Regions from separate parts of the Mus musculus genome. Here region 1 is linked to region 2. A link is a loop called in an ENCODE intact Hi-C map of the cell type or tissue named here. Cell type or tissue: left cerebral cortex. All regions are shown on one strand. Links, peaks and the distances in the headings refer to the core of each region. The heading gives the core; the rest is flanking DNA. Region 1 overlaps Gpatch8 (G patch domain containing 8). Region 2 overlaps Gpatch8 (G patch domain containing 8).

The links. A loop is a pair of places that touch in the nucleus more often than their neighbours do. Peaks named below come from ENCODE experiments on the same cell type or tissue, not always from the same donor. Only the 100,000 strongest peaks of a DNase experiment are listed, where the experiment ranks them.
Region 1: a loop joins it to region 2, with 2.0 times the contacts of the local background. A loop is called at or near these places in 1 of 42 quality-filtered maps.

The regions. Positions count from the first base shown.
Region 1 is chr11:102,521,363-102,536,851 of GRCm38, reverse strand. Gpatch8 (G patch domain containing 8) reads left to right here. Exons shown (of 8, transcript NM_001159492.1): 3 at 8,686-8,758. Among named protein-coding and RNA genes, the nearest start is that of Gm25337, 20 kb to the left of the region's middle. In left cerebral cortex, for the core only: no CTCF peak of the experiment used is centred there; a DNase peak (open chromatin) is centred at 7,699; H3K27ac peaks cover 728 bases.
Region 2 is chr11:102,479,285-102,494,773 of GRCm38, reverse strand. Gpatch8 (G patch domain containing 8) reads left to right here. Exons shown (of 8, transcript NM_001159492.1): 7 at 7,144-7,274; 8 at 12,687-15,489. It also overlaps the pseudogene Gm11628. Among named protein-coding and RNA genes, the nearest start is that of Itga2b, 17 kb to the right of the region's middle. In left cerebral cortex, for the core only: a CTCF peak has its summit at 7,642 (motif pointing left); a DNase peak (open chromatin) is centred at 7,591.

The DNA.
Region 1 (15,489 bases), core at 5,789-10,788, 42 kb before region 2:
CACCAAGGCTCGTGCCTTGTTCTGTATCAGATCATCAGGAAGAATTTTATAATGAAATTCGTAGGCAAGATACATGGTTTGTACTTAAATAATTTAGTTTTCCATTTTAATTTAAAAATATTTCTTTGCATCAGTTTTAAGGATAAACCCCCAGTTGTTAGAGCCTCCCAGTCCCATATCCCATCAGGGTCACAGATGTTCGGTTTCTGTTGAGCACTTTGTCTGGGCAGTATCAGGAAGTTTAATTAGTCTGAAACTGTAGCCTGCTTCATTTGTAATGTACTTAATGAATATTTCTTTAAAAGCATTTACATTTAGCCCTTTTAAGTTCTGTGTAGGTCCACATTACAATTTTCTAAGCCATTCCTATGACATGAGACTAATGATACTATTTCCTCACAGTGCCCAGGATTTTTTTCTTGGACATGTCGTATTCGTAAGCAAAGCACTGTGTCAAGTCAGTCTGCTTGAGTAATCATTGCCGAGTAATCTCAGTGAGTAAGAGTAGAATCAGCTCAGGGCTTGTTTAGTAGAGAATGTTAATCTCCATTAAAATAACAAATGCTACTGTGCTCAGACAGGACCTTTACTTTTTAAAATAAATGTGTGGTCAGAGATATATATGTTATAATAAGTTATACTTCTGGTGAAAAATTATTTCTGGAGTCTATAAACATATACATTAATTGTGAGTTAATAGTTTAAATAATAGTAGAAAGACCTTTTAAGATGCATTATGTTAAATAGAAGGTAGGACTCAAAGAAAAAAAAAAAGAAAAACGGGTCCCAGAAAACAAAGAGCTTTATTTCTGCTACCTAATCATCTAGAAACAAAATTTAAAGTTTTAAAAGCACACCTATATCCAAAGACAAAAGTCCTCTATCTGAATGCCCAGCAGATAAGTGTTTAGTTTTGGGGCTGGCTGGCTGGCTTGAGCTGTTTCGTTCTAAGCGGGGTTGTTGCTTTTTACACAGTCTCTGCTGAATTAAGATCTTTCTCTGCAGCAATATCGTGAGAGGTGCTGACTGTTTTGCTACAGCATGCAACTCAAAAGTGGCTGGGGAAACACAGCTTTGGGAGTCTACAGATCATTGCAGGAGCTAAATAGTCATTTCAATACGTAAGCAAGGGGTCTGCAGCACCTGATGACTGGAGGTCTGCACAGGTTTGTGTCAAGAATATGCCTATATGAAAGGCTGTTATGAGTATGGAATTAAGGCTATTTGTTTCATAATAGAGCATATTTGATACAAATCAGCAAAATGTGAAATGAGATTCAAAGATATTAATGAGTTATACATTAACCAAACTTCTGAAGTCTGGATTTGTTAGTGAGATTATATAGTTACTCAATTTTAGTAGGCAAATGTTAAAAACAAGATTCATAAAATACAAAATTCATTAAAAAACAACAATCAGAATAATGTTTGCAATAAAGTTTTATTTTCCTTTATTTCAACTAAAATATCCTTTTGATCAAGAGTAAAATATTTTCTAAAAAATTACATTAGAATTGGCAGATAACTTGACTATCTGAATTATAGTGAAAGAATAAAATATGTTTTCTTAATGCAAACAACTTTTTTAGTTTCAACTTTAAAAGTTGTTAGTTATGAGATTTTGACATTAAAGCCACAACTATGACCTCCATACATTTAAAATATTGGGAAAACTAAATATAACCTAAATCCCTAGCCCAATCTTAGATTCTATTGTAGTTACAAGAATCGGTTAGTACGATTTAGAATATATGATTTTTTTTTATGATCTTATCCTAGTTTGAAGATGATAAATCAGATGGGATAATGAAGTTGGATAAAAGAAAAAAAATGCCTGCATCATAGACTTGAAAAAATGCTGTCATTGATACAACTGAAAGTACAACTTTCCACCAGATTAGTTGCTTTTATTGTGACTGATAAAAATCCTGACTTTAGGAGTTGTCAAGTTTAGTGGGTTTTTTAAAAGTTAGTGTTAAGTTTTCCAACTATCTAGTTGCCAATGTTTAGTTTACTTAAGTAGGGATTTAATAGTACATATATACCTGGAGTTTTGTTATGTTGCATATCTGTGTAGATCTGTGGACTCCACTAGTTCCAAAATGTAACTCTGTGAGACTGCTAATTTGACTCTTAGCAGTGACCTTATGTGGACTGCACAATAAACAATATGCTTCTTGGAGCTGAATGGTGTAGCATTACTATATGGCTTTTCTCTCTAGTCTTCATTGTCATCTGTAGTGAGCTATAGATTTTTTTTGTTTGTTTGGGGAATTTTTGCAGATTTGTTCTTTGCATGGGTTCACATGGTAGCATTGGTTCTTGCTTATAGTCTCTAATACACAATCAGCAAAGCTTACAACCCACTCAAGAGACTTATCATTTTTGTTCTGCTGAAAACGGCCTAAATTTTATAAATTAAATCCAGTTGTCAACTAAAAGAAAATTGAGTGTAGGATTAATATTTATCTAGTCACTGATGTATCTGAAGTGGTTTTCTCTTGAGAACATGAGGTTCTGTTTTCTAGTATCAAAACTTGCAGTCAGCCCTTGCAAGAAAATACATTTTTATCTGTGTTTTGGCATGCCCTATGCTGCTGTTGCCAAATGGTCCTAGTTCCCATAGTGGTATGTAGTTAAGTGGAGCAGAGAGCAGTTCCTGCGAAAGTTTTGTACTTCCAGTTTAATTGATAAATAAGAATGTTGAAGACCATCTAAAATAGTTACTGAAGTTTTTGTTTCAATGTATTGGTGGTCACTTATAAAGCACTTTTTGCATTTGAAGATCCTCCCATTTAAAAACTCTAACATAATAGACAGGAACACATATTGGTAGTACAGAATTTTAATTTACTTTTTAACTTACAAATAGAAAGCCAGAACAAGTCAGTTGAGGTAATCTTGCTCCCTTCCTCCCCCAAAAAGAGTTTTCATTCAGTTCAGCTTCACTTGCACACACTAGGACTTCACTTGCAGCTGAAGATCACAAAGCTGCCATTTGGAACAACTCTGGCAACTCTGAATCAGATAGAAAATTGTCTTTCTGTGTCTTCCTTAAGACAATTTCATTTCCCTTATTTCTTCATTTAAAATAGAAATATCCTTGTAATTCTTTTTTTGTTAAGATTTATTTATTTTATGTATATAAAATACACTGTCTGTCTTCAGACACACCAGAAGAGGGCATAAGATCCCATTACAGATGGTTGTGAGCCACCAAAAGGCAGCCACTGCTCTTAACTCCTGAGCCATCTCTCCAGTCCCCTCCTTTGTAATTCTTACATGTACATTTAAATAGTACATAATCTAGCCTGTTAGCACCACAAGTCTTTGTTAATTGTACATTGTTTGAAAGGCTAAAAGATTAATTTTTGTTTCTATAAAATAATTTAAAACTCAAATTATATCTTTATGTAGATAGTATTAACTTTTTTATGTGTGGGGGTGAAATAGGGTCCAATTTGACTTAGATGCCAGTGGGTAACTTAAGATGGCTTTGAACACATAACAGTCCTGCTTTAGCCTCCCAAGTGTTAGAATTTCAGGTGTGAACCACCACACCTGGCTGTTTTTGTTGTTTGTTGGGACAGTTTCTTAAGAGACATTACTGGTTTCAGACTCAGAGGATGATCCTGGATCTCTGATCTCTGATTCGCCTTCCTCTTCCTCTTCCTCTTAGGATTGTAGGTAGGCACATGACTTTCTTTGTTTAGTCTCTCCCTCCCTCCCCCTCTCTCTTTTTCTTTCTCTCTCTTCTTTCTTCCTTTCCTTTCCCTTTCCCTTTCCTTTCCTTTCCTTTCCTTTCCTTTCCTTTCCTTTCCTTTCCTTTCCTTTCCTTTCCTTTCCTTTCCTTTCCTTTCCTTTCCTTTCCTTTCCTTTTCTTTCCGACAGAGCTCTCTATTATGTTGCTCCGAGTGCCCTGAAACTCATTCTGTAGACCAGGCTGTGACCTTAAACTAACAGAATTGAGAATTGCTGGAATTAAAGGGGTGAGCCATCATGCCTGGCTTTTTCTTCTTTTAAGTCTTAACTCATACTGTTGCCATGGAACTCAATATGTACACAAGTTGGATTTCCTTTCTCAAGTGCTGGAATTGTAGACATGTGCCATTATGCCTGGCCTTACATATTTTATTTTTATTACTTTAAAAAAATAAAAAATTGTAATTATTGTAATGATAAAAATTATAAAGAGTTGCTGATTCTTACAAGATATTTTTTTCTAATTGTTAATAATTTTAGAACTATATTTACTGCTCATTTCCTGTATTTGTCATGATTACCTGTTGGAGCTTTTAAGTTTTTAGTCAATCTACCATTATAAATAACCATGGGATTCTCATACGGGAAAACCACAAAATCACAGTCCTAAATAAAGTAAATGTATTATTGGTTTTCTGCAAGCCCCTTGTTTATTGATGATGAAAAATTTATAGTTCAGAGATTGGCAAGTGTCATTTTATTGTAAAAGTGGTTTTTTCCTTGTATTAAAGGTATATGCTACCACACCTGACCTCACCCCCTTCCTTTCTCTTTTCTTTTTCTTTTCTCTTCTCTTCTCTTCTCTTCTCTTCTCTTCTCTTCTCTTCTCTTCTCTTCTCTTCTCTTCTCTTCTTGTCTTTCCTTTTTCCCTTCTCTTTTTTAATTTACTCGGTGGGCTGGAGAAATGACTAAGTGGTTAAGAATGGGTGTTACTCTCACAAAGACCTAAATTGATCCTCAGCACTCATAGCTCATAGCTGCCTGTTAACTCCAGCTCCAGGGTATGACAGGTCTGAGCTTCTCAGACACACACACACAAACACACACCCCAAATTAAAAAAAAAAACAAAACAAGCAAACAAACAGGTTTTTAACAAGTTATTTAGGTATACAGTATTTCTTCATCATAGTTACCACCACCTTTTTTTTCCTTTTTAGTAGGAGACCACACTGAATAGTTTTGTGACAAGCCATGTAGCAGCTTTGTCCTGTCAAAACAGGTAGTTTAAAATGATAGGAGAGGTTCAGGTTGTCTTTATTAGTTATTCATTTACCTGAGGAGGCTGGTGGGGAGATGTGTGTGCTGTTTTGTTGTCTGTTTCTGTCAGCAGAAGGACTCAGCAGAGGGATAGATAGTTTATAGTCTGGAGCACTTGATTCTCTGCTCCTGCTTAGAGAAGTTGAGGGACTAGCAAAAGGGCAGTTTAACCTTAGGCCTTAGAAGAGTGACGCCACTGTCACCCGAGGTGACAGCCAGCCTCTTGAGTGGAGCTGTAAAAGTGCTGCTAATGTGTATGCCCTGAACTTTGCTTTGTTCTCCTTAACATTTGCTCTCCCTCTCACTGTCGTCAGTCACACACGCTGCCCTGAATCTCAGCTGCTCTTGACTCGTGGTTTTACTTATGCTTCCAGTCTCCTTTAATAAATACATTACTTGCAAGCAGTGAATTGAAAACAAGAGAAAAAGTAAAAAATAAAGCGACCATTAGTGATCGGACAGTTTCTTACTTTGTGTTACATTTAACTGTTCTTTTGACAGCCCAGTTTTTAAAGCCAGGTTCGTATGGAAATGCTTCACTCCACTTGCACTGCTTTTGGAAATAGCATACTGCTTCATCTGTCTGTTTACTTTAGTGCATTCATAATATAACACAGTAAGCATAATGTCTCATCTCTTGTGGCCAAAGATTGATTTCTTAAAAAAGGAAAAAACAAAAACAAAACAGCAAAAACAGATCATAACAAAATAGGGGAGAAACAACAATTTTTGTCAGCATTACTTAATACATAAATCTTTGTGCCATACACTGTTAGAGCATTCATGTAGCAAGAGAGTAAACAATAATGAACTGCAATTGTTAGTCACTTAATTTTTATTTTATTTTATTTTGAGATAAAAAGATCTCACTTTTTAATTCTGACTGTCATTGAACTCCAGGTAATTCTCTTGCCTTAGCCACCTCACTGCTGCGGTTATAAGGAATGTGCCCCCATATCAAGCTCATATGATCTAAAAGTCATTTTGCTAGCCTTGTCATTTCCAAAGGTACTTATAAGTAGCTAAACTTGGTTGATAGTGGGGAAAATAAAGGATATTGTTGTGCTTTGCTTTCATGATTTTTTTTTTACCCCCGAGACAGGGTTTCTCTGTGTAGCTCTGGCTGTCCTGGAACTCACTTTGTAGACCAGGCTGGCCTCGAACTCAGAAATCCGCCTGCCTCTGCCTTCCAAGTGCTGGGATTAAAGGTGTGCGCCACCACTGCCCGACTTGTTTTGGTTTTTTAATTTAAAAATTTTGAGGTGGTATGGCTCTAATCTGGGCCTTACACATATTAGGCAAGTACCCTGGGCCTTTTTTGTTGTTTTGTGATTCATATAACCCAGCTAGGTTTTAGATTTGTTATGTAGTCAAAAATGACCTTGAACTCCTGATCCACTCACCTTTTGACTCCGCCTTCCCATTTCTGTGATTACAGATGTGACTCAATGTGATTGGCCTATTTTTTTATACAGTAAATTTATTTATAGTAAGACATACTCAGGATTGGGTGAGGTGAGACTTTTCTTAGTAGTGCAGGAGAGAAGAGGAGCAGCAGTAGTGACCAGTAAAGTTTTTGTGACATTTAGTACTGTGAGCATCCTCACTGGAGATTGCACAGAGCCTTCTTTTCTAGGTCTTTCCAATTTTAGCAAAATAATTTCTAGAGCCCTCTTACTGTACCGTGCGTGTGTGAGAATATCCTATATCACAGTGGTACCTTTTGTTTTAGAAACAGCTTTTTATTGTTTGCCTTCATCTTTCATTTTTTTCAAAACAACTTGGAACCCTATACAACTATGTAATAATCCAAGCATTACTTAATTAGAAGGCCAAGGAGGGAAGATGACAAGTTGCAGGCTAGTTGTATAGGCTAAATACATAGAGACCTATCTGGAAAAAGCAAAACCACAAAAGTCTCGTGGGTGTTAGGGATACAATTCAGTCAGTAGAGTGCTTGCCTAGCATGCCTGAAGCTTTAGGTTCCGTCTCTAGCACTGTATAAGCCAGGCATAGGTATGCATAGCTGTAATCTCAGCCCTAGGGAAGTAGAGGCAGGAGAATCAAATATTCAAGGTCATCCTTGGATGTATAGCAAGTCTTAAGACCAGCCTGTGCTAATGAGATCTTGCCTGAGAGATCATACTGTGATTTTTTTTCCACCAGTAAAATTACAGCCACTCAGCTGCATGCTGTTCTAAACCTGTGGAAGAATATTGTTCTTTTAAAGAAAACAGGCTGGAAATGGTCACACAAACCTTTAATCCCAGCACTCAGGAGGCAGAGGCAGGTGGATCTCTGTGGGCTCTAGGCTGGCCTGTTCTATAGAGCAAGTGTCAGGACAGCCAGAGCTACAGCGAACCAACCCTATCTCAAAAAACAAGAGAGAGAGAGAGAGAGAGAGAGAGAGAGAGAGAGAGAGAGAGAGAGAGAAGGAGAAGGAAGAAAGGAAAAAAGAAAGAGAATGAAAGAGAAAGAACAGAACAGATAGATAATTTATGAGATAATTTATTGATTTCAGGTATAAAATGACAGATTATTGTTATAAACTACATGGCCTACATATTAAAGATTTTTTGGTTTATTTTAATTGTGTGTGTGGTGCTGGGGGTTGGACTCAGCCTGGTGAGTTGCTAGGCAACTGCTCTTTTCTGAGTTGCAGCCTAGCTTTTCACTCTTTTCTGGATTAGTAGCATTTTTTCCTTTCTGGTGTTCAGCAGTTCTTTGGCTTGGTCTTGTTACTTCGCAGTAGTCTTAACCAGTAGAGAAGTACACAGAGGGCTGTGGAAGTTTCTGATTTCTTGACTCTTCATACAGTAGCTGACATTTAATTGTTGTTTCTGGCATCTTTTCATACGATTTACATTGAAATACCGTTTCCAGATGAGACATTATGTATGTCGACCCCACATGCACTAATGGTTCTTTACTGTTGACTTATTGCTAGGCCTGTTTCGTTCTAACATCTTAGCGTTTCTGTTAGAAACACGTTGAAATGCATCACTCAGTCTGTGCTTGAGCTCATTTTATTTTTTGTTTATTCGATTTAACTTCTCGTTTTACTAACCTCAGTGTTTTCAGTTTAATATTGGCTGCATGCTGGTTATATTTATATGCTATATATATTAAAGCCAATCAAGCCTAGCCTGGATTTGGTGGTTGTCTCCATTTCTCGTGCTGGGGTAGCCTTACACTTAGAGCTTACTTTATGTCATGAAAGCCTGACACATAAACAAAGTAACTAAACACAATGCAGATTTCCTTTTCTTACAAAACGATCTTAAAGTGGTGCTGTCTAGGTGGTGGATACGATTGTATAAATACCTTGATTTTATGTTTTTTAATGTTAGTTTTAAAACTTTATAAGTGGATTCTCCCCTTTCCCCCCCCCCCTTTGCTTTAAAGTGTTGTGTACAGAAGTTGCCCAACACACTGTCAGAAAGAACCCTTTCCCTGTGTGTCCTCCCATATAAAATACTAGCCAGCATTTCTTTTTACATTAATGTCCCTTTTACTGGGCACATTTATTTATCCTTTTATTAGCACCTTTTTTGCATGCGTATATGTAGATTTTTCTCTTGTTCATCACCTATTTTAATGTCACTAGGAAGGGAAGAATATATTATTGGAATATTTTTGGTTTGTTTCTCTGTTCTGTCTGTCAGGATAATATTGGACACCGCTTACTCCAGAAACATGGGTGGAAGCTGGGCCAGGGATTGGGAAAATCTCTTCAGGGTAAGTTTTTTAAATTTACCAAAATGATGATGACGACGATGATGATAATAAAAAGAGTAAAAGAATGTTTGTGGAGCAAATCTTGTATCCAGATGTATTTGTTGTCTTTTTAAACAAGTATTTGATTTTCTCCCATCTTCTCCCCTGCTAGAATAGCCTGTTTTTCCTTCAGCCTATCTTAAGTCATTGTATACCCTCCATATTTGCTAATAATTGGTGAGAATAAGTTGCTGTGTCATTAAAACTTAGAGGGCCATACATACTATGGTGACCCAACCTGTTTGAATTTTGCATGTGGAGGTGACAACGGTGGACAACAAGGAGCGTGTATTAGGTTCTCTTTATGCACTTCAGTGATATTTATGTGACTAATGTATCATAAAGAGAATCAATAAACAGCCAAGTTTAACTTTTGACTTTCTAATTTCTCCCTGAAGCCAGTGATTTTTCCTGTGATTCTTTTGCTCTGCGATCAGAGTGGGAGTGGCGATAAATGGGGAAAGCTAACCTGTATAAACTGAGCTGAGAGAAGAACATTTCTGGGACTGTCCCAGCAGAGACCATGTCTCAGACTTAGATCTGCTTCTGGAAAATGCATGGTTTAAAGTTCCTATTACACGTTTACTTTTAACTATACTACTTATTTGGGTAAAATCTAAAATACTAACATGTGTGCTTCTATGCTCTTGCTGGTCGGAAGGCCACCAACTGTGCTTATTATTTTAGTTCTTTCTAATTGGAAAACTATTGATAGTTGCAGATATGATATGATTGCCAGCTCAGAAACGAGGGGAAACTTCATCTGACCGCATAGAGCCTTATATAAAGGGAGGTTTGAAGGTAATTGTGCCAGTAGTCATTTGAATTTTGTAAATGGCTCATCACATGAAAGCTGAGGTCTAATCAGTGTGTTCAGGTGAACAAGAGAACAGGGACTGCTACAGAGGCTTTGCATGTGGAGGTGACAGTGGTGGACCACAAGGAACGGATGTTAGCTTTTCTTATGCTCTATTTGTAAAACTTGCTTTTGCCAGGTTGAGGTGTAGTGCATACTTGTGATTCCAGCACTTGGCAGGTAGAGGCTGAAGCTTGAGGTCAGCTACCTCATGACACTCTGTCTCAAAAAATTAAACCAAGCCAGGTGGTGATGGTGGCGGCAGTGATGGCTCATGCTTTTAATCTCACCATTTGGGAGGCAGAGGCAGGCAGATCTGAGTTCAAAGGCAGCCTGGTCTACAAAACAAGTTCCAGGATACCCATGGCTCTACAGAGAAACCCTGTCTTGGAAAACAGCAAAAACCAAAACAACAAAAACTGAACCAAAACACTAGCAAACTGCTTTTGGTTTGTTTGTGGTATAGATTAAACTGGAGGCTTCATGCATGAAATGCAAGAAAGCTGTATGACTTAGAGCAATTTGTATGGTAGAGACCATAGGTTTTGTAAAAATCAAATTTTGTCCAAAATCAAAATTAAAGACAGACTAAGTATATTCCTTTAATCCTAGCACTCTGGAGGCAAAGGCAAGTGGATCTCTGAGTTTCTGTTTGTAGCCAGCTTAAACTACATAGCGAGTTTTAGTCCAGCTAGGGCTATGTACCTGCATTAGTTATGAAATATGTTTGAATCCAAAAGTAATTCTTGTTGAGTGTCAGAAATTCTATAATTAGAGCATGGGGAGGGAAGTATGTTCTTTTTTTTTTTTTTTTTTTTTTGGTTTTTCGAGACAGGGTTTCTCTGTGTAGCTCTGGCTGTCTTGTAACTCACTCTGTAGACCAGGCTGGCCTCGAACTCAGAAATCCGCCTGCCTCTGCCTCAAACTCAGAGTGCTGGGATTAAAGGCCTGCGCCACCACGCCCAGCGGAAGTATCTGTCACTAAGCTGCACCCCTCAGAATGCATGAGGTGCATGCATGTGTGCGTGCGTGCATGCATGCACCAGAATGGATAGGTAAGTGGATACTTATACAGACCAGGGTGGCCTCAGGAATAGGCCTACCTCTGCACTCAGTAAGTGCTAGGATCAAAGACATTCACTACCACCGCCCATTAATCTTAAGTTTTTTTAAAAAAGACTGTTGAATTCTGATTTTCTTTACACTTTTACTTTCTTGAAAAGAAGGTTGTTTTGCTGAGATAGATATTACTGTGTAGTTCAGGATAGCCTCAAGCCCCCATGGTTCTCTTGGCTCCAATTCCCAGGTGTTGGGAATATAGCTAGGTGTGGAGTAACATACCCAGACAAGTCTTGGAGACAGATGAATCAGTCTTATTGATTATATCTCCTACTCCATGGTAACAGGCACATAATGAGCCCACAATAACTCAAATATGTTTATAGAAAAATACAAGGGATACCAGGGTGGTTTTGGCACTTATGTTTAATCTCAGCACTCAGGAGGCAGAGACAGGCAGATCTCTGAGTTTGAGGCCAGCCTGGTCTACAGAGTTAGTTCCAGGAAGCCAAGAATACACAAAGAAACTCTGATGTGAAGGGGTGGGGAGAACAAGGTTATTTGAAGTTTAATTTTGCTTTGGTTTATCTTTTGAGACAGGATCTTGTAACATAGCCCTTGCTGGTCTGAAACTTGATGTATAGACCTGACTAGGTAATCAGACCTAATCTTGTACCTATCATGCTGCCTCTTGAATGCTGAGATTACAGCTCATTTTTTTTGTTTGTTTGTTTGGTTTTCTTCTTTTTGGGTTGAGAGTAAGGCCAGAACAGGACCTCATTTTAGACCAGGCTGGCCTTGAACTCCCTGTGTAACTGCCCCCCCTTTTAAAGATTAATTAATTAATTTATTCATTTATTTCATGTAAGTACACTGTAGCTGTCTTCAGACACCCCAGAAGAGGGCATCAGATCTCGTTTAGATGGTTGTGAGCCACCATGTGGTTGCTGGAATTTGAACTTCAGAAGAGCAGTGTTCTTAACCACTGAGCCATCTCTAGCCCTTGTTTGTTCTTTTGAAACAGGGTCTCACTTACATAGTTCAGATTTACTTTGGACTCTGTTTTGTGATGGATAGAATGGTGTCACTTGGCTACTTAAAGTGTGTAGTTTAGTAATGATAAATATATTTACATTGCTGATCTTTTAAAAATAGCTAGTCAAAAATCTTTTAAAGATTAATGGTCAAGTTAATTTTGGTTTTGGTTTTTTTTCGAGACAGGGTTTCTCTGTATAGCCCTGGCTGTCCTGGAACTCTCTGTAGACCAGGCTGGCCTCGAACTCAGAAATCCACCTGCCTTCTGCCTCCTGAGTGCTGGGATTAAAGGCGTGCGCCACCACTGCCCGGCATGAACTTTAATTCTTATTTGAATCTATAACTTTTAACATTATTAACATGTAAATCATTACTAAAATTTAAACCTGATTTCCTCAAGGTTTTTTTTTTTTTGTTTGTTTGTTTTTGGGGGGGTCAAGAATTGGAATATTACTTCAGCCCATGCAAGGCTTTTACAGGTGGCTGGCCATACTTCTTGGGGCTTCCCTGTTGATAGTGGGCACTGGCAAAGTTGAGAAGAGAGTTTTGATTCTAGAATAAACTTCTTTATGTTGGAATATACTTTGTAATCTGGATTTCATTTTGCATTTGAATTTTATTATTTGATTTTTCTTTTTTGTTAATTGTAATGTTTTAAGTGCTTTTTAAAACCCTTGCTGTAGGGCTGGTGAGTTGGCTCAGAGGTTAAGAGTGCCGACTGCTAGCCAGGCGTGGTGGCGCACGCCTTTAATCCCAGCACTCAAAGGGAGGCAGAGGCAGGTGGATTTCTGAGTTCGAGGCCAGCCTGGTCTACAAAGTGAGCTCCAGGACAGCCAGGGCTATACAGAGAAACCCTGTCTCGGAAAAAAAAAAAAAAAAAAAAAAAAGAGTGCCAACTGCTCTTCCAAAGGTCCTGAGTTCCAATCCCAGCAACCACATGGTGGCTCACAACCATCCGTAACAAAATCTGATGTCCTTTTCTGGAGTGTCTGAAGACAGCTATGGTGTACTTACATATAATAGATAAATAATTAAAAAAAAAAAACCCTTACTGTATATGGCACATACTAGTTGTTACTGTTAAAAATAAAGACCTGAAGAAAAGTTATCTGCCCTCTGAAGGCGAGAGCCCAGCTTGTGAGAAGTGTTTTGAACTAATTATGTATTACAGAAGCAGAGGATATAATTAATTTAGAACAAGACAAGACAATATTTTTGCAGCTTTGAAATGAAAACCTTGTTTTGCTGTAAAATCTTTCTGAGTAGGTTTAGCTCAGAAGTGGTACCTAAACCTCCTTTGCTACATTGTCTAAGATATTTGTTTGGCTGTTTTGTTTTAATGGCTGTCTTAGGGTTTTACTGCTGTGAAAAAACACCATGATCAAGGCAACTCTTGTAAGGACAACATTTAATGTTGGGTCTCAAGATGTAGCTGATTTTTTTATTTTATAAACATGGGGTAGGTTTAAAGGGTATTTTTAAAAATTAATTTGTTTTATATGAGTACACTGTAGCTGTCAGACATACCAGAAGAAGGCATTGGATCCCCTTTTAGATGGTTGTGAGCCACCATGTGGTTGCTGGGAATTGAGCTCAGGCCCTCTGGAAGAGGGGTCAGTGCTCTTAACTGTGAGCCATTTCTCCAGCCCTGGTCTTCTTGAGAATAAGGATTTTCAGTTACTTTTTTTTTTTTTTTTTTTTTTTTTTTGGTTTTTCAAGACAGGGTTTCTCTTTATAGCCCTGGCTGTCCTGGAGCTCACTCTGTAGACCAGGCTGGCCTCGAACTCAGAAATCCGCCTGTCTCTGCCTCCCGAGTGCTGGGATTAAAGGCGTGCGCCACCACGCCCAGCATGATTTTCAGTTACTTTTGTGTAGAAGTGCTTCCTTTTGGTCGTGTCGTGTCGTGTCGTGTTGTGTTATGCTGTGTTTGGTTTGGTGATTGCATCTTGCTCTGTAGCTCAGGATGCCTTCATACCTGTTGGTCTTCTTGCCATTGCCTCCAGAGTGCCTGGGACACAGGTAGATATTTTAAATGTTTAAAACGGTACATTTATATGTTTATAGTTTCTGTGTGGATGCATATGCAAATGAATGTCAGAGGACAACTTGTGGAAGTTGGTTTTCTCTATCATTGGGATCAGACTCAGCTTATCAGGAGCCATGATGCCTGTACCCACTAGGCCATTTTGCTAGACTTGGGCTTTTGTCCATTTTCTTTCATTAGTGTGTGTAGGCATGTGTTATACACCCAGTGTACTCAGGTACATTGTGCCATGGCATGAATGTGCAGTTAAAGTTGGTTATTTGCTTCTCCCTTTTTGAGTCTGAGTCCCTTCCCCCTTTTCCCCTTCCTTCCCCCGTCCCCCCCCCCCTTTTCCTTCTTCCTGATGTGCCATGTACTCTAAACTAGCTAGCCCAAGAGTTTCTGAGTTATTCTCCTGTCTCCACCTCTCATCTTGAAGTAGGAGTGGTAGGGTTACAAGTAGCGCCATTGTACCTGGCTTTTTATGTGGGTCCTGGGGCTTAAATGCAGGTTATCAGGTATACACAGATAGTGCTTTACCCAGTGAGCCATCTTCTCCTTCCTTTTCTCCCTCCTTCCTTCCTGTCCTCCCCACCCTTCCTCACTCTTTTCCTTCCTTCTGCTTTTCTTTTTTTTGGGAGGGCATTGGCAGGAGTGAGGTGGGGATGGTAGTGCTTAATACAGGCTGTCTTTATATAGCCCTGGCTGTCCTGGAATTCACCATGTAGATCAGGCTTGTCTTTAATTCACAGAGATCTGCCTGCCTCTGCCTCACAAACACTGTTATTAAGGACAAATGCTGGAAATAAAAATGTGTCCCACCAGGTCTTGCTTCTTCCACTTTTCTGAGACAAAGTCTCAAAAGAGTCTGGCCTGGAGGCATTATGTAACCAAGGATGACCTTGAACTCTTGATCTTCCTACAACCAGATATGGGTGCTAGGGATTGAACCCAGAACTTTTGTTGTTGTTGTTTGTTTGTTTTGTTGGTTGGTGTCTTAGGGTTTTACTGCTGTGAACAGACACCATGACCAAGACAAGTCTTATAAAAACAACATTTAATTGGGGCTGGCTTACAGGTTCAGAGGTTCAGTTCATTATCATCAAGGTGGGAGCATGGCAGTATCCAGACAGGCATGGTGCAGGCAGAGCTGAGAGTTCTATGTCTTCATCCAAAGGCTGCTAGTGGAAGAGTGATTTCCAGGCAACTAGGGTGAGAATCTCATGCCCACACCCACAGTGACACACCTACTCCAACCAGGTCACACCTCCAAATGGTGCCACTTCCTGGTCCAAGGATATACAAACCATCACATTTGGTTCGGTTTGGTTTTGTGGGGGGTAGTTATTTATTTTTTGAGACAGGGTTTCTCTGTGTAGCCGTGGCTGTCCTATGACTTAATTGGAAGGCCTTGAATTTACCGAGACACACCTGGTGAACCTGGGACTTCTTGCACTCTGCCAGTTGACCAAATCCCCAATCAGTTTTCTTTATATATTCTTGTGACAGATGAGTGGCATATTTGTAAAAGTACAGTCTATTTTTCCCTGTGAAATTTAAGAAAGTGAAATAATATTAAGTATCTAGGACAAATGTTGATCTAGGATTTGTGTTTCTCGTTGTCCTGTTTAATAAAATAGTATTTTTTTTCAGGGGGATGAATTGAGACATTGTCTCACAAACCTGAAATTGACTTCAGACTCAGGATAGCCAAAGCTG
Region 2 (15,489 bases), core at 5,714-10,713:
AGTGGGCATGCTGTGTGTGAAGAGAGCATTGAACCAGATGCTGGTGCATGCATGACAAGTCTAACCCTGCGGAAGGAAGGTAGGGTTCAAGGACAGACTGAGCTACATAGGGCAGAGTGCTTGCCTAGCTTGTAGAGGCCCCTAGATGGAGTCTCCAGTGGGTGAGAGGACGCAAAAGGTCCTGTGCTCTCTGAACTGCTCTAGTTCGTCCAGTTAACCTTGAAGCTCTGCAGTATTTCCCTGTCACCAGTGAGTACTATCCTGGATGGTCTTGTCCAGAAACACCAATCCCTGGAACTTGAATTGGGTACAATGGCCAAGTACTTGAGAGGTTGCTTCAGTTTGGCAGAAGGCTGCCACTGCTACGTTATAGGAAAGGGAGACATAAAACAGCAGGGAAGCGAGGCCTGGGTTTGGTGTTCTAGGACTGTTGATAGGAGAGGACAAGGAATGTTTACAGGTTGAAGGAGGTCAGAGCATCCATATCCAGGAAGTGACTGAAGCATAGGAGCCTCTCCATGTTTTATCTCTAGCTCTGCTTGTGGCCACACAAGTTGCATAGGAAGGGGCTGGTGAGATGACTCAGCAGGTAAGAGCACCCGACTGCTCTTCCGAAGGTCCTGAGTTCATATCCCAGCAACCACATGGTGGCTCACAACCATTCGTAATGAGATCTGACTCCCTCTTCTGGAGTGTCTGAAGACAGCTACAGTGTACTTACATATAATAATAAATAAATCTTTAAAAAAAAAAAGATGCATAGGAAGTCTGCAGTCTGTCTTCAATTCACTGACTTCAAAAAGAAGAGCAACCAGGTGGTCTGTACTCTATAGACAAGTCTCACACTCAGACCTCTGCCTGCCTCCTGAGTGCTAAAGGTGTGCTCCACCAATGCCAGGACAGAATTTCTTACTTAAAAAGAGATTTCCTTTAAATAGTAGCTAATTTTGGTGTGTGAATTTTTTTTTTATTATTTTCAAGGTTTTTGTTTTGTTTTGTTTTATGATAAAGTAAGAAAGAAAAGCAATATGAGCAGTTGTGACCTGCTAGGTGCTTTGTTGTGGTTGACAATAACTATAGAGCCAGCCTGGGGAGGTCAGTGCTAGATGCCCTTTCTGAAAATAAACATAAAAAGAGGGCTGTGGGCAGTTTAGTTGTACAGCACTTGCCATGAGTAAGGCCTGGGACTGAAATATTAAAAGGAAAGGGTGTTAGGTTGGCATTTAATCTCATAAACCTATTAATACCTCATTCTAATTTTACAGTGAGGACAGCTGAGGCTGTAAGGTAGAGACTTGGGTGACGTGATGAGTGGCTTGACCTGGTCTTTCTGACTGAAGCTGTGCTCTTGCACCTTTCTGAAAGACAGGAGCAGCTGCATTGAGAACAGAACCTGACAGTCACAGATGAGAACTAGGGCAAGGTGCTGATGGGGGAGAATGCTATTCTGGGTTCTTAGGGGGCAGGGGCAGGGACGCCAGAGACTTGGTAAAGGGAATTCTTTGATCTAAATTGGGAAAGAAAGTTGGAGTCAGATAAGGAAAATAGAATCTTAACTGAGTCTTGGAACCCATGATGTGGCTCAGTAGATGAGGGAGGGTCTGCTGTTCGCTCAGCCTAATGACACAGGTCATTTCCTGCGACCCCGTGGGGGTGGGGAAACGGAGAACAGTAAATAAATGAATACATACATACATACACACATACATACATGAATACATACATACATACATGCATAAAGAAGTGATTCCTTGGGGCTGGAGAAATAGCTCAGCAGGTAAAAGCACTGACTGCTCTTCCAGAGGTCCTGAGTTCAAATCCCAGCAATCACAAGGTGGCTCACAACCATCCTTAATCTGACGCTCTCTTCTGGGGTGTCTGAAGACAGCTACATGTATTTATAATAAATAAATAAATCTTCTTGGTGTTTGTTTGTTTTTCAAGACAGGGTTTCTCTGTGTAGTCCTGACTGTCCTGGAACTCACTCTGTAGACCAGGCTGGCCTCGAACTCTGAAATCTGCCTGCCTCTGCCTCCCAAGTGCTGGGATTAAAGGTGTGCGCCGCCACCACCCGGCTAATAAATCTTTTTTAAAAAAATGAAAGGAAGGAAGGGGCTCCAGGGCAGTGGAACGGGGTGACCCTGAGTATTGAGACCCTGCAGCGATGCTGAGCAGGTTTCTAGGCCCGCGCTACCAGGAACTGGCCAGAACCTGGATTCCCACAGCCTGTATGTGGGGCACTGTGGGTGCCATGGGACTGGTGTGGGCCACGGACTGACGGCTGATCCTGGGCTGGGTGCCTTACATCAACAGCAAGTTTAAGAAGGACGATTAGGCAGCCCCTCCCCCACCACAGGCCTCGATGGTGCCATGTTGAGGCCTCAGACACAGCGTAGTCCTGTGGAGGACACTGAGGAAGTCGGACACTGGAGAGGTCTGCACCGCTCAGGGAGCTTCCGCGTTGACAGACACTAGGGCTGCCTTGATGGGTGCAGCATTAAACCTTGTTCTTACGCCTTGGAAAAAAAAAGAAAGGAAGGAAGGATTCCTTTTAAAGAAAAGGCGTGTTTCTCCATTCCATCAGAATGTCACTGTACTGACTACTTTTGGTGTGGAAGTGTAAACTGAATAAACCCTTTCCTTCCCAACTTGCTTCTTGGTCGTGATGTTTTGTGCGGGAATGGAAACCCTGACTAGGGGCTGGAGAGAGAACTTAGTGATTAAGAGCACTGACTGCTCTTCTAGAGGTCCTGAGTTCAATTCCCAGCAACCACATGGTGGCTCACAACCATCTGTAATGGGATCTGATGCTCTCTTCTGGTGTGCCTGAAGACAGCTACAGTGTACTCACATACATACAATAAATAAAAATCTTTAGAAAGAAAGGAAGGAAGAAACCCTGATTAAGACAAATTGGTATTCCTGTGACAATCTGACCATGTTTTGGAGGACTGTGGAAGAACTTTGGAACTTTGAGCTAGAAGAGCCATTGGAATGAATGTTAAGAGCTCTGTGTGATGTTGTGTAGGAGCTTGGAAGATAATGTTGAGAACAGTGCAGAACAGTGGTCGATGGTGGCGCACGCCTTTAATCCCAGCACTCGGGAGGCAGAGGCAGGCGGATTTCTGAGTTCGAGGCCAGCCTGATCTACAGAGTGAGTTCCAAGACAACCAGGGCTACACAGAGAAACCCTGTCTCGAAAAAAAAAAAAAGAGAGAACAGTGCAGAAAATGGAGACCTGGCTTGTGAAATTTCAGAGGGAAGATTAAAGACTCTTATCAGGGCCATTGCTATTTTGATTGTGAAGACTCTGGTTTTGGTTAGCTGGGGCTGAAGAATCAGCTGTGATTAACAAGATACCAGAACTACTAAAGTGAAACCTTTTCTTTCCTTACTGGGACTTTTGATGCTGGTTACCTGGAGCTAAGAAATGAGTGATGATTAAGAGACCAGAATCATTGAGGTGAAATCTGGGAAATGTTTCCTGAGAGCACAGGGTCTGTGTTCCAGAGATTGCCAAGGTTGTACCTCATGCTGCAGCAGGACTTGGTAATGTGTAAGAGTCACCCAGGTGGTACTGGTTTGAAGGCATGAAGGGGTCACGCAGAGCAGCTGAGGCTCAGCACTGTGAGAGGCCATGAAAGGCCATTGGTGAAGGTGTAACCTCAGTTGCAATTGATGGCCCAGGACTAAAGAGGTCATGCAAAGGAGTTGAGGCTTGGCACCATGAAGAGAGCCTATGAGAGGCTATTGGTGAAATCTAGTTGCAGTGTTTTGGATATGCCAGTACCGTGAACGCCCACCAAGAACAGCAAAAGCAGTGGAATACAGGCAGTTGGAGCCTAGAAAACAGGGTGTGTGCTACAAAGGGCAGAGCTGGAGAAGTGACTCAAGTCCTTGGAGGAGCCCAGAAGATCATGAGTGGATCCCAGATATTGTACCATTAGAGTTTGATTTTGATTTTGACTGTGCCATGATAGTTTTCCCTTCTGAAAGAAGAAAGTATTTTGATGGAGCCCACAGTTAAGAGACATTGTAAAAAAGACTTTGAATTTTAAAAGAGATTAGATATTTTAAAGGGATTGAATTTTTAATATGTAAGAATTAGCAAAGACTGTGGGACTTTTAAAGTTTTTTAGATCTTGGTGAATAAGAAAGTATGGATTGAGGCTTAATAGTGATGTTTTTATGTGTCAACTTGACACAAACTGGAGTTATCACAGAGAAAGGAGCCTCCCTTGAGGAAATGGCTCCATGAGATCCAGCTGTGGGCATTTTCTCAGTGATTAAGGGTGGGAGGACCCATTATGGGTAGTGCCATCTCTGGACTGGTAGTCTTGGGTTCTATAAGAAAGCAAGCTGAGCAAGCCAGGGGAAGCAAGCCAGTAAGGAACATCCCTCCATGGCCTCTGCATCAGCTCCTGCTTCCTGACCTGCTTGAGTTCCAGTCCTGACTTCCTTTGGTGATGAACAGCAATGTGGAAGTATAAGCTGAATAAGCCCTTTCCTCCCCAACTTGCTTCTTGGTTTTGATGTTTTGTGCAGGAATAGAAACCCTGACTAAGACAGTCACCATCAGAGTCTGTGTGCTAGGTTTGGGGAGGTTTGTATGCTGTCTCTCAGACTGTGCTAAACCTGGGAAGTTCTCATTCTACCCTGAGACTCCAGGTTTGACTGTGAAGTTTGTCAGGGTTATGAAGGAATATTTGCTGGACTTGATAGAGTACGATACGTTTTACCTAGAAGGAAGCTTAACACGAGATACGTCTCCTTGATGACATTCTGTTTTCTATCTGTGTCTGTACTTGGAGCAGAACTTTTGGGTAGAATGTGTTGAGAATGCTGTGAGCTTGGTCCTGTTCCTTCATCTTTCAGAACGTATAGAGCCAGGTGTGTGTGATGGACCACCCGTTTAATCCCTGTTCTCAGGAGACAGAGGCAAGTGGTTCTCTCTTTAGTTCTAGGCTAGCCAAGGGCTACACAATGAGACAAAAGAGAGGCGAGGAGGAAGAAAACCTAATCCTTGTCTGACACGATCTGGAGGCTCCAGGCTTTGATGAATATGATTATTTTTTTTGAACAATGTCCTATAATTCAACAAATACCTGCTTTGAGTTAGATGCACGTAGAACTTCTTGAGGTGTATAGGGAGATACGAGAAAAACATTGCATTCTATTTAAATTTTGATAAGAGAGTCTATTAAGTGTTTAGGAAGGAGAAAAACAAGATTTATCCATAACAAATGGCATAATAGTCATAGTGAATCCATTCTGCCCCATTCCTCTCAGAAGAAAAACATTGAAATTCATACTTCTTAAGATAGTTTTGATCCTCACTGAGCCTGGTGGTGCAAAAGTGTAATCCCAGCTACTTGGAAGGCAGCAGCAGGAGTTCAAGGCCTGCCTGGGCCACAGACTAAGGTGACTTCAGGCACCTCAATGAGGCCTTCTCTAAAAGGGTTGGGGCTATAGATAGTTCAGTAATAAGCTTAGTACCAAAAGGGGCGGGGGGGGGGCAGGGAATGACTTGAGTTTATAGAAATCTAAATCTATATGGGACCTACACCAGCACCAGCTTTGTTAGCTGTTGATTAATTGAAGTTCTCCAAACTTAAGAGGAAGGAGTACGGCCTCACTCACTGCTCATCGACAGTAGCAGTCTTTCCTGAAGTTTTCCGACCATTTCTCTTGAAGAAATGGAACCTATTACAGAAAAAGGGTAGTTTCATTTATCTAGACGTGATTACTCGTGTGTGTGTGTGTGTGTGTGTGTGTGTGTGTGTGTGTGTGTACATACACGTGTGTGTTTTCCACTCTTGCTTCTCCCCAGCCCTCGTTGAGTGCTTTTGTCCCTGATGTTGAGTATATCATTTGTAGATTCACTGAGAGCTTATGTAGTAATGCTTGCCTTATTTTTTCTCTTCCACTCTTGTTTTATTTTTTACTTTTTTTTCTCTTTGTGATGTGACGTTTTCAGCTGATGTTTTGAGAGCAAATCCTTCTAATTTGGGAGCCCAGATCACAAGAGTGAGTTTTTCTATAGTGTCTTTAGCTGTATATCTTTTGTGTGTGTGTGTCTTTCTACCTTTCCCCCTCCCAGTTCCAAAAGATTTGAAACACACTTCATAAATACTAGGTAAGAAAATTCCTCTGTCTGTTGAACACCATGCCTTTCTAAAGCAATGTCCACTTTATATTGGGTCAGCTCCCTTTTCCTAAGCTGTTGGGAGAGCATAGGCTGCTGGGCAGGCCTTGCGTTCACTTTTCATGTTCTGAGTGTGTTGCACCGTCTTCATTGCAGATGGGTATGTCGGACTCTGTCACCAGCCTGTCTCATGACACCACTTCTTCGCTTTTTGTTTTCTTTTGTTTTGAGGAAAATTACACAGTAGCTTCTGAGAACAAAAGGCCCATTCTGTTACTAGAATTTTAAGTCACAGAATCTTCAACTTTCCTGTGTCCTTCTTCCCTGATATTCCTCTCAGGGTTATGAAGGAGTGGAAAGCAACATGATTATTTCCATTTTAGCAGACAGGCTGGATTTGAAAGTGGTCAGGCTGAGTTCTGAACATGCCAGGGTTGGAAGACCTCTCGACTTTAATAATTGTAAGAAACCTCTGTTATCACTAAAACCAGATAAAACCTCCACATTTTTATGGTGGGGAAAGAGTATTTCTGTTTGCTCTGATAATGATAACCTCCCATGTAAGCTGTACATTGCTTTTTTTTTTTAGCTCTTACACCTTGGGTAATTTTCTGTACCAGCCTAACCCCTTTCTGTCACTTTGGCCTGTGTTACTGCGATTTCTCTCACATTTGTTTGTCTGGTTCTGCATCCTGGAAGAGCAGGTGATTGGTCTCTTTCCTTTCTTCCCAATAGTCTAAAATCTGCGTGTTGCTTCTGGAATCATTTTGTTTTGTACAATAAGGCAAATGACTTGCTGTCCTAATTACAAATGCCCATAATCCAAGTGTCGTGCTCAGAGTGACCAGCGTTGTGTTTCTGAGCACCACATGAATAGAATAGTGTATTCCATGCCAGTGTTATGACATTGGTTCAGGGTAAATATTATAAAGGCTTTGCCCTCACATCTGTGTGTTATTAAAAATTGCTCACCTTCTATTTCTTTCTTTTTAACTCAGAGATTAAAAGATCTCAAGCAGAGAGAGTTTGCCCGAAATGTCTCTTCAAGATCCCGCAAAGACGAGAAGAAACAAGAAAAAGCCCTTCGGCGGCTCCATGAGTTGGCAGAGCAAAGAAAACAAGCTGAATGGTAGGAAAATTTCATGTTAGGAATGTCCTGTAGATAAATAGAATCCTTAAATTTTACATTTACAGATTTAAAATTATAATTCAAACACTGGATGTAGTAGCTCATGCCTATAATCCTAGCACTTGGGAGTCTGAGGCGAGAGAATTGCTGTAAGATTAAAGCCAACCTGGCTGATGAGACCTGATCTCAAAAAGAATATATCTAAAAATATTTAACTTGGGTGGCGGGGGAGGGGCTGTGGAGAGCTAGCTCAGCAGTATGAACACTGGCTGCTCTTCCATAGGTCCCATTCAGTTCCCAGCAACCACAGGGTACCTCACAGCCCTCTGTAAGAAATCTGCTGCCCTCTTCTGGCGATCACGTGTACATGCAGAGTGCTCATAAGTAAAAATAAAGTAGAAACTCTTAAGATTTTGAATTGGGCCGGTGTCTATCTCGGTGCTTTACAGAAAGCTACATAATGTCCTGGGTTTGATTCTTCAGTACCACATAAGAATGTTGGCAATACCTGTAATCCCAGAGCTCAGGATGGAGAGGCAGGAGGTCCAGAAGTCCAGGGCTGTGCTTGGTTGTGTAATGAGTCTGAGGTCATCCTGGGACACCTGAGAGCCTATCTGAAAAGAGAATGGAGAACGGGTGAAGTGGAGAGCTCCGTGGAGTTGTCCTGAAGAGTGACTGACTGACTCCATTAGACATAACTAAAAGGTGCCTCCTGCCACAGTGAGGCCGTGGTTTCTGTTCCACGCTCTCCAGCACACCGTGCAGAAAAGCACAGCACTCCAGATTACCACTACAACCTCCTAGCACATGTTTGCTGAGTCAGGTATTATCACTGCCTTTTTAAACTATACAGTTAGCCAGTGTGATTGTGTATACCCTAATCTCAGCACTCTGGAAATAAAGACAGGCTGATTTCTGAATTTGACGCCAGATTGATCTATATAATGAGTCTGTCATCTCAAAAACAAAACAAAAACTGAAAAATTAAAAGAAAATAAAGTTGTATTATTAAAAAGATATATTGAGTGTAGAGCAGGATAGAGTACCTCTTTAAGGATCCAAGTTCTTCACTACTGGGAAAAGTAAAAGACAAACTTTGAGAAGAGGGGGCCAGGCATAGTGGTGCAGGCCTTTCATCCCAGCACTTGGGAGGCAGAGACAGGCAAATCTCTAGGGGTTCAAAACCATGCTGGTCTACCTAGTGAGCTCCAGGACAGCCAGGGCTACACAGGAAAACAAACAAAAGAGGAGGAGGAGGAAGATGGGACAGAGCCTTGGCTTCTGAATGCTCAGAAATCTTACCACTTTACCTGCAAAAGCATAATACCGTGGCGTGTGAAATATGTGTGCACCTGTGTGTTTCAGTCACTCTCCAGAGGACCATTCCCCTCATATTCTTGGTTTGGTCTTAGCCTATACTTCAGATTTCTATTTTGTGTTTAATTTGTTTGGTGTATAGACCAGGCTGGCCTTGAACTCAGAGATCCTCCTGCCTCTGTCTCCAGAGGGCTGGGATCAGAGGTGTGGGCTACCATGCTTGGTTGCAGTTTCTTATCTGACAAATTTACAAATTGCATTTGCTTCCTGTGTTTGTGCAAGGATTCATGTGCCATGGTGTGTGTGGATGACAGGACAGCACTTCAGTCTGGTCTGTTTATCCACCTTTACATGAACTCTAGGGATTAAACTCAGGATGGCCACCCTGAACCTTCTGAACCTGCTGAACCATCTCATGAGCCCGATTTGCAACTTTTTCTGTAGTAAATGCATCTTTCTTGGGCATGTTCTAAGGATATCGCCACAAAAGATGTATGTCAGGCTACTTTCTGGTTCAGGACATATTATAACACTTGTTTTTCTTCAGAAGCAACTTTAGCTATTTTATAAATTAGCAGTTAAAAGATGGCCAGGTAAAAATGATCAGTGTGTAGGTTACTGGTTTGGCACTGGGCCCTGTACATGCAACATCATTTGTTCATTGATATGAGGTAGACTGGGCTGGTGAGATGGCTCAGGGGGTAAGAACACTGACTGCTCTTCCAAAGGTCCTGAGTTCAAATCCCAGCAACCACATGGTGGCTCAAAACCCTCTTCTGGAGTGTCTGAAGACAGCTACAGTGTACTTACATATAATAGATAGATAGATAGATAGATAGATAGATAGATAGATAGGAGGTAGACTGTGACATAATATAATATAATATGTCTTACTATCTCTGTCTGGTTGGACTCTGTCTTGAACAGCAACAGCACATACAACAAAATTTAGATACCATGGTATCTGGATTTTTTGGCCCCAAGTTGAATACAGTTAGTTATATCTAACTAATTGTCTTTAGTTACTGAGTTCAGGCTTCAGGAAATGCCTAGATAGTCCATACATAGCAAGATAGGCGGTAAACACTGGCTTTAAAGCATCTTAGTAGTTCTGTTGTAGGAGCTGGAACGTAGCTTGTTATAGGCATCATTCTATAACAACACACACACCAAAGTATAATCGTTTGAGTTTTTTTGTTGTTTTGTTTTGTCTTGTTTTTAAGATTTATTTGCTTCATGTATGTAGATATTCTGCCACTTGTCTTCAGACACATCAGAAGGTGGCATCAAATGCCCATTACAGATGGTTGTGAGCTACCATGTGGTTGCTGGGAATTGAACTCAGGACTTCAGGAGGAAGTCAGTGCTCTTAACTGCTGAGCTATCTCTCCAGCCCAAGTGTAATCATTCTTGCAGTTCAACAGGGGTCAACAGCATGGCTCAACAGGTAGAGGAGGTGAGCCTGAAAGCCTCATCAAGTCCCAGAACCCAAACAGCAGGAGATGACCAACTCTACAAGTTGTTCTCCGATATCCACACATGTGCCATGGCTTGTGTACGTTCACACACACAGTTAATAAAATGTAACAAAAAAATACATTAAAAGCCGGGCGTGGTGGTGCACGCCTTTAATCCCAGCACTCGGGAGGCAGAGGCAGGTGGATCTCTGAGTTTGAGGCCAGCCTGGTCTACAAAGTGAGTTCCAGGACAGCCAGGGCTATACAGAGAAACCCTGTCTCGAAAAACCAAAAAAAAAATAAAAATAAAAATAAAAAAAGAAATACATTAAAAAGAAAATTATAGAATTATTAATGTTTAAGCTGTGTGCTATATGTGTGCTATAATGCCTGAAAGATGAATCATTCCTTTATTTGCTATTTCCATGCTCCCTATCCATTGATTGGAAGAAAAAGTCCATATTCCTATAACTTGCATTATAAATTATAAACTTATAAATTAAACTTTATTATAATGTAGCCTCTCTCTCTCTCTCTCTCTCTCTCTCTCTCTCTCTCTCTCTCTGGATGTGTACATGTGTGTGATTAAGTACAATCCAGTGTCATGTTTTCTGTGTAGCCCTGGCTGTCCTGGAACTCACTTTGAAGACCCGGCTGGCCTCAAACTCAGATATCCCCCTGCCTCTGCCTCCCGAGTGCTGGGATTAAAGGTGTGTGCCACCACTGCCCATCTGATTTCTAAAACAAATATAACCACATGGTAGTCCAGTAGAGGCTTCCAGCTATGTTTAATTCAGAATGTGTATGTGTATATATTAAATTTGTAAGCTGCATATATACTTGTAAATCCAGCCTTCTGGATTCAAACTAGTATCTTCTACTGCTACTACTCCTTTCTCCTCCTCTTCCTCCTCCTTTTCCTCCCCTTTCCCCTTCCTTCCTTCCTTCCTTCCTTCCTTCCTTCCTTCCTTCCTTCCTTCCTTCCTTCCTTCCTTCCTTCCTTTTTATTAAATGAAATTTGAAGGAGGCTAGTGAGATGGCTCAGTGGGTAAGAGCACCCGACTGCTCTTCCAAACGTCCGGAGTTCAAATCCCAGCAACCACATGGTGGCTCACAACCATCTGTAACAAGATCTGATGCCCTCTTCTGCTCTTCTGGTGTGTCTGAAGACAGCTACAGTGTACTTACATATAATAAATAAATAAATCTTTAAAAAAAAAAAAAAAGAAATTTGAATGGAGTGTGGTAGGGCATAGCTTTATTCCTAATGCTCCGGCTAACCTCTGAGTTGAAGGTCAGCCTATATACAAAATGAGTTCTAGGCTAGCAAAGGCTACATAGTGAGACCCTGTCTCAAAAATAAATAAATAAATAAATAAATAAAATAAAAGTAAAGTTTGAAACGCTTCCCACCAGCTCTGTGTAATGGAAGAAGATAACCAACTCTCAGGTCCTAACCTCAACATGAATGGCATGGCATCAATGAACACACAAATAGAAAGAGAAATTTTTTTAAATGTTGTCTAGGATGAACTAGAACTCACTGCATAGATGAAACCAATCTTGAATTCAATAGTAATCCTGTGTCTCTGCCGCCTAAGTGCTGTGCTTAAAGGCTTAAACCACCATGCCCTGTAGAATAACCTTTGGAATGGTTGTATATCCGCATAGTTGATTATATGCCAGGTTACGGTAGGGTGGTAGGAAGATTGCAAGCCCAGCAAGATGGCCCAGTGGGTAAAGGTTTTTGCCACCTAATTTCAAACCCCAGAATCCACATGGTATATGGAGAGAACTAGCTCTAGCCTCTAAATACAGACCTTTAACATGCATTCTTTCTGTCTATCTCCCCCCCTCCCCAAGTAAACAAATACATGTAATCTTGAAAGTGGGGGCGCTAGAGAGATTGATTGTTCAGTGGTTAAAGAGCACTAGATGCCCTTCAGAGAACCTGGATTCAATCTCCAGTTCACATTCTTTTATAAACTCTAATCCCAGGGGATCCAACGTCCTCTTCTGACTTCCAAAGGCAATGCATACATGTAATACACAGGCATACATAAAAGCAAAATGTGCACATAAACTTAAAATAAAATGAAAAGGAAAAATTTGTTTTAAATATATGATTGCTCTAATACATGATTTACTCTGTCTGCATGTACACCTGCATGCCAGAGAGGGCATCAAATCCCTTTAGAGATGGTTGTGAGCTACCATGTGGTTGCTGAGAACTGAACTTGGGACCTTTGAAAGAGCAACCAGTGTTCTTAATCACTAAGCCATCTCATCAGCCCCAGAGAAAAATTTTTTTTTTTTTTAAAAAGGCTTGGTAACAGATTAAAGACGAAACTGTGAGATGCTATTGGTAAAGAAGTTGAGCCTTTTTGTAGGGCAAACAGCTTAAAGGATAGCAATAGCTTGCTGGCCTTGGGAATTTAACCTGGTACTTGAACCAAATGAAACTTTGCCTACCTCCGTTCAATAAGTCCCATTCATCAGCACATTGCTAGGGACAGCCACTCTGGATCTTTGAGACCAACCTATGATGAGTGGAAGGACAAAAAAGACGAATGTTTTATATAAGATCTATAACTCGAATCCTCTCTTTTGTTTTCTCACTTTCTCAACCACTGTATAGTGCACCGGGAAGCGGGCCCATGTTCCGACCAACCACGGTGGCTGTAGACGAGGATGGTGGAGAAGAGGATAAAGATGAGTCATCAACCAACAGTGGTGCAAGTGCTGTTTCTTCTTGTGGCTTTGGAGCCGACTTCTCCACAGATAAAGGGGGCTCCTTCACGTCAGTACAGATCACTAATACCACTGGACTGTCACAGGCTCCTGGCTTAGCCTCCCAAGGTATTAGCTTTGGCATTAAGAATAATCTGGGACCCCCACTGCAGAAATTGGGAGTATCATTTTCCTTTGCCAAGAAAGCTCCCGTCAAACTTGAATCAATAGCATCCGTTTTCAAGGACCATGCAGAGGAAGGGAGCTCAGAAGATGGAACGAAGGCTGATGAGAAGAGCTCTGACCAAGGGGTGCAGAAGGTGGGAGATACTGATGGCACTGGTAATCTTGATGGAAAGAAAGAAGATGAAGACCCTCAGGATGGAGGGTCCCTTGCCTCAACACTGTCCAAGTTGAAAAGGATGAAACGGGAAGAAGGAACAGGGGCTACAGAGCCAGAATATTACCACTACATCCCCCCAGCACACTGCAAGGTCAAACCTAATTTCCCCTTCTTACTCTTTATGAGAGCCAGTGAACAGATGGAAGGGGATCATAGTGCACACTCAAAGAGTGCCCCCGAGAACAGAAAAAGCAGCTCTCCCAAGCCGCAAGGCTGTAGTAAGACAGCAGCAAGCCCAGGGGCAGAAAGAACAGTGAGTGAAGCTTCTGAGCTGCAAAAGGAAGCCGCTGTGGCTGGGCCTTCAGAGCCTGGAGGTAAAACTGAAACAAAGAAAGGCTCCGGAGGAGGGGAAGATGAGCAGAGTGTAGAGAGTAGGGAGACGTCAGAGAGCCCGATGTGTGAGTCCAATCCTAAAGACATTTCTCAGGCCACCCCAGCAACAAAAGCAGGCCAGGGACCCAAGCATCCTACTGGTCCATTCTTTCCAGTTTTAAGCAAGGATGAAAGCACTGCCCTCCAGTGGCCATCAGAACTACTCATTTTCACCAAAGCAGAGCCTTCCATCTCCTACAGTTGTAATCCTTTATACTTTGACTTTAAACTTTCAAGAAACAAAGATGCTAAAGCTAAAGGGACAGAAAAGCCAAAAGATGTCGCAGGCTCCTCAAAGGATCATCTCCAGAGCCTTGATCCTAGAGAACCGAATAAAAGCCAGGAAGAGGAGCAGGATGTAGTGCTCTCTTCAGAAGGCAGAGTGGATGAACCTGCATCAGGGGCTGCCTGTAGCAGCCTGAACAAGCAGGAGCCTGGGGGTAGCCATATGTCAGAAACTGAAGACACTGGGAGAAGCCATCCTAGCAAGAAAGAACCATCAGGCAAGTCTCACAGACACAAGAAGAAAAAGAAACACAAAAAATCCAGCAAGCACAAACGTAAACACAAGGCTGACACGGAAGAGAAGAGTTCTAAGGCAGAGTCTGGGGAGAAATCTAAGAAGCGCAAGAAACGAAAACGGAAGAAGAACAAATCATCAGCCGCAGCTGATTCTGAACGCGGACCCAAATCAGAACCTCCTGGAAGCGGCAGCCCGGCACCACCGAGAAGGCGGCGCCGAGCTCAAGATGATTCCCAGCGGAGATCCCTTCCTGCTGAAGAAGGAAACAGTGGCAAGAAGGATGATGGTGGGGGTGGTAGCAGTTGCCAAGATCACAGTGGGAGGAAACACAAAGGTGAACCACCAACTTCCTCCTGCCAGCGGAGAGCTAACACCAAACATAGCAGCCGGTCCAGCCATCGGAGCCAACCCAGTAGTGGTGATGAGGATAGTGATGATGCTTCCTCACACCGACTGCACCAGAAGTCTCCATCCCAGTACAGTGAGGAGGAGGAAGAGGAGGAGGAGGAAGAAGAGGAGGAAGATGAAGACTCCGGTAGTGAGCATTCTCGTAGCCGCTCTCGGTCTGGCCATCGCCATTCCTCACATCGTTCCTCCCGGCGCTCTTATTCTAGCAGCTCTGATGCCTCTTCAGACCAGAGCTGCTATAGTAGACAGCACAGTTACTCTGATGATAGCTATAGTGACTATAGCGACCGATCACGAAGGCACTCTAAGCGCTCTCACGATTCAGATGATTCAGACTATACCAGCTCCAAACACAGGTCTAAACGACACAAATACTCATCATCTGATGATGACTATAGCCTCAGTTGCAGCCAGTCCCGAAGCCGATCTCGGAGTCATACAAGGGAGCGATCAAGATCCCGGGGTCGAAGCCGCAGTAGCAGCTGTAGTCGCAGTCGAAGCAAGAGGAGAAGTCGCAGCACCACAGCCCACAGCTGGCAGCGAAGCCGAAGCTATAGCCGGGACCGGAGCCGCAGCACCAGGAGCCCTTCTCAGAGATCAGGCTCCAGAAAGGGCTCATGGGGTCATGAGAGCCCAGAGGAAAGGCGCTCTGGCCGCCGGGATTTCATTCGTTCAAAGATCTACCGCTCTCAATCCCCCCACTATTTCCAATCAGGTCGGGGAGAAGGTCCTGGAAAGAAAGAAGATGGCAGAGGAGATGACAGTAAAGGAGCAGGCCTGCCCTCCCAGAATAGCAATACTGGCACAGGAAGGGGGTCAGAAAGTGACTGCAGTCCTGAAGATAAGAATTCTGTTACTGCCAGACTGCTGCTAGAGAAGATCCAGTCCAGGAAAGTGGAGAGGAAACCCAATGTGTGCGAGGAGGTGCTGGCCACCCCTAATAAGGCTGGGCTCAAGTACAAGAACCCCCCACAAGGTTACTTTGGGCCTAAGCTCCCCCCGTCT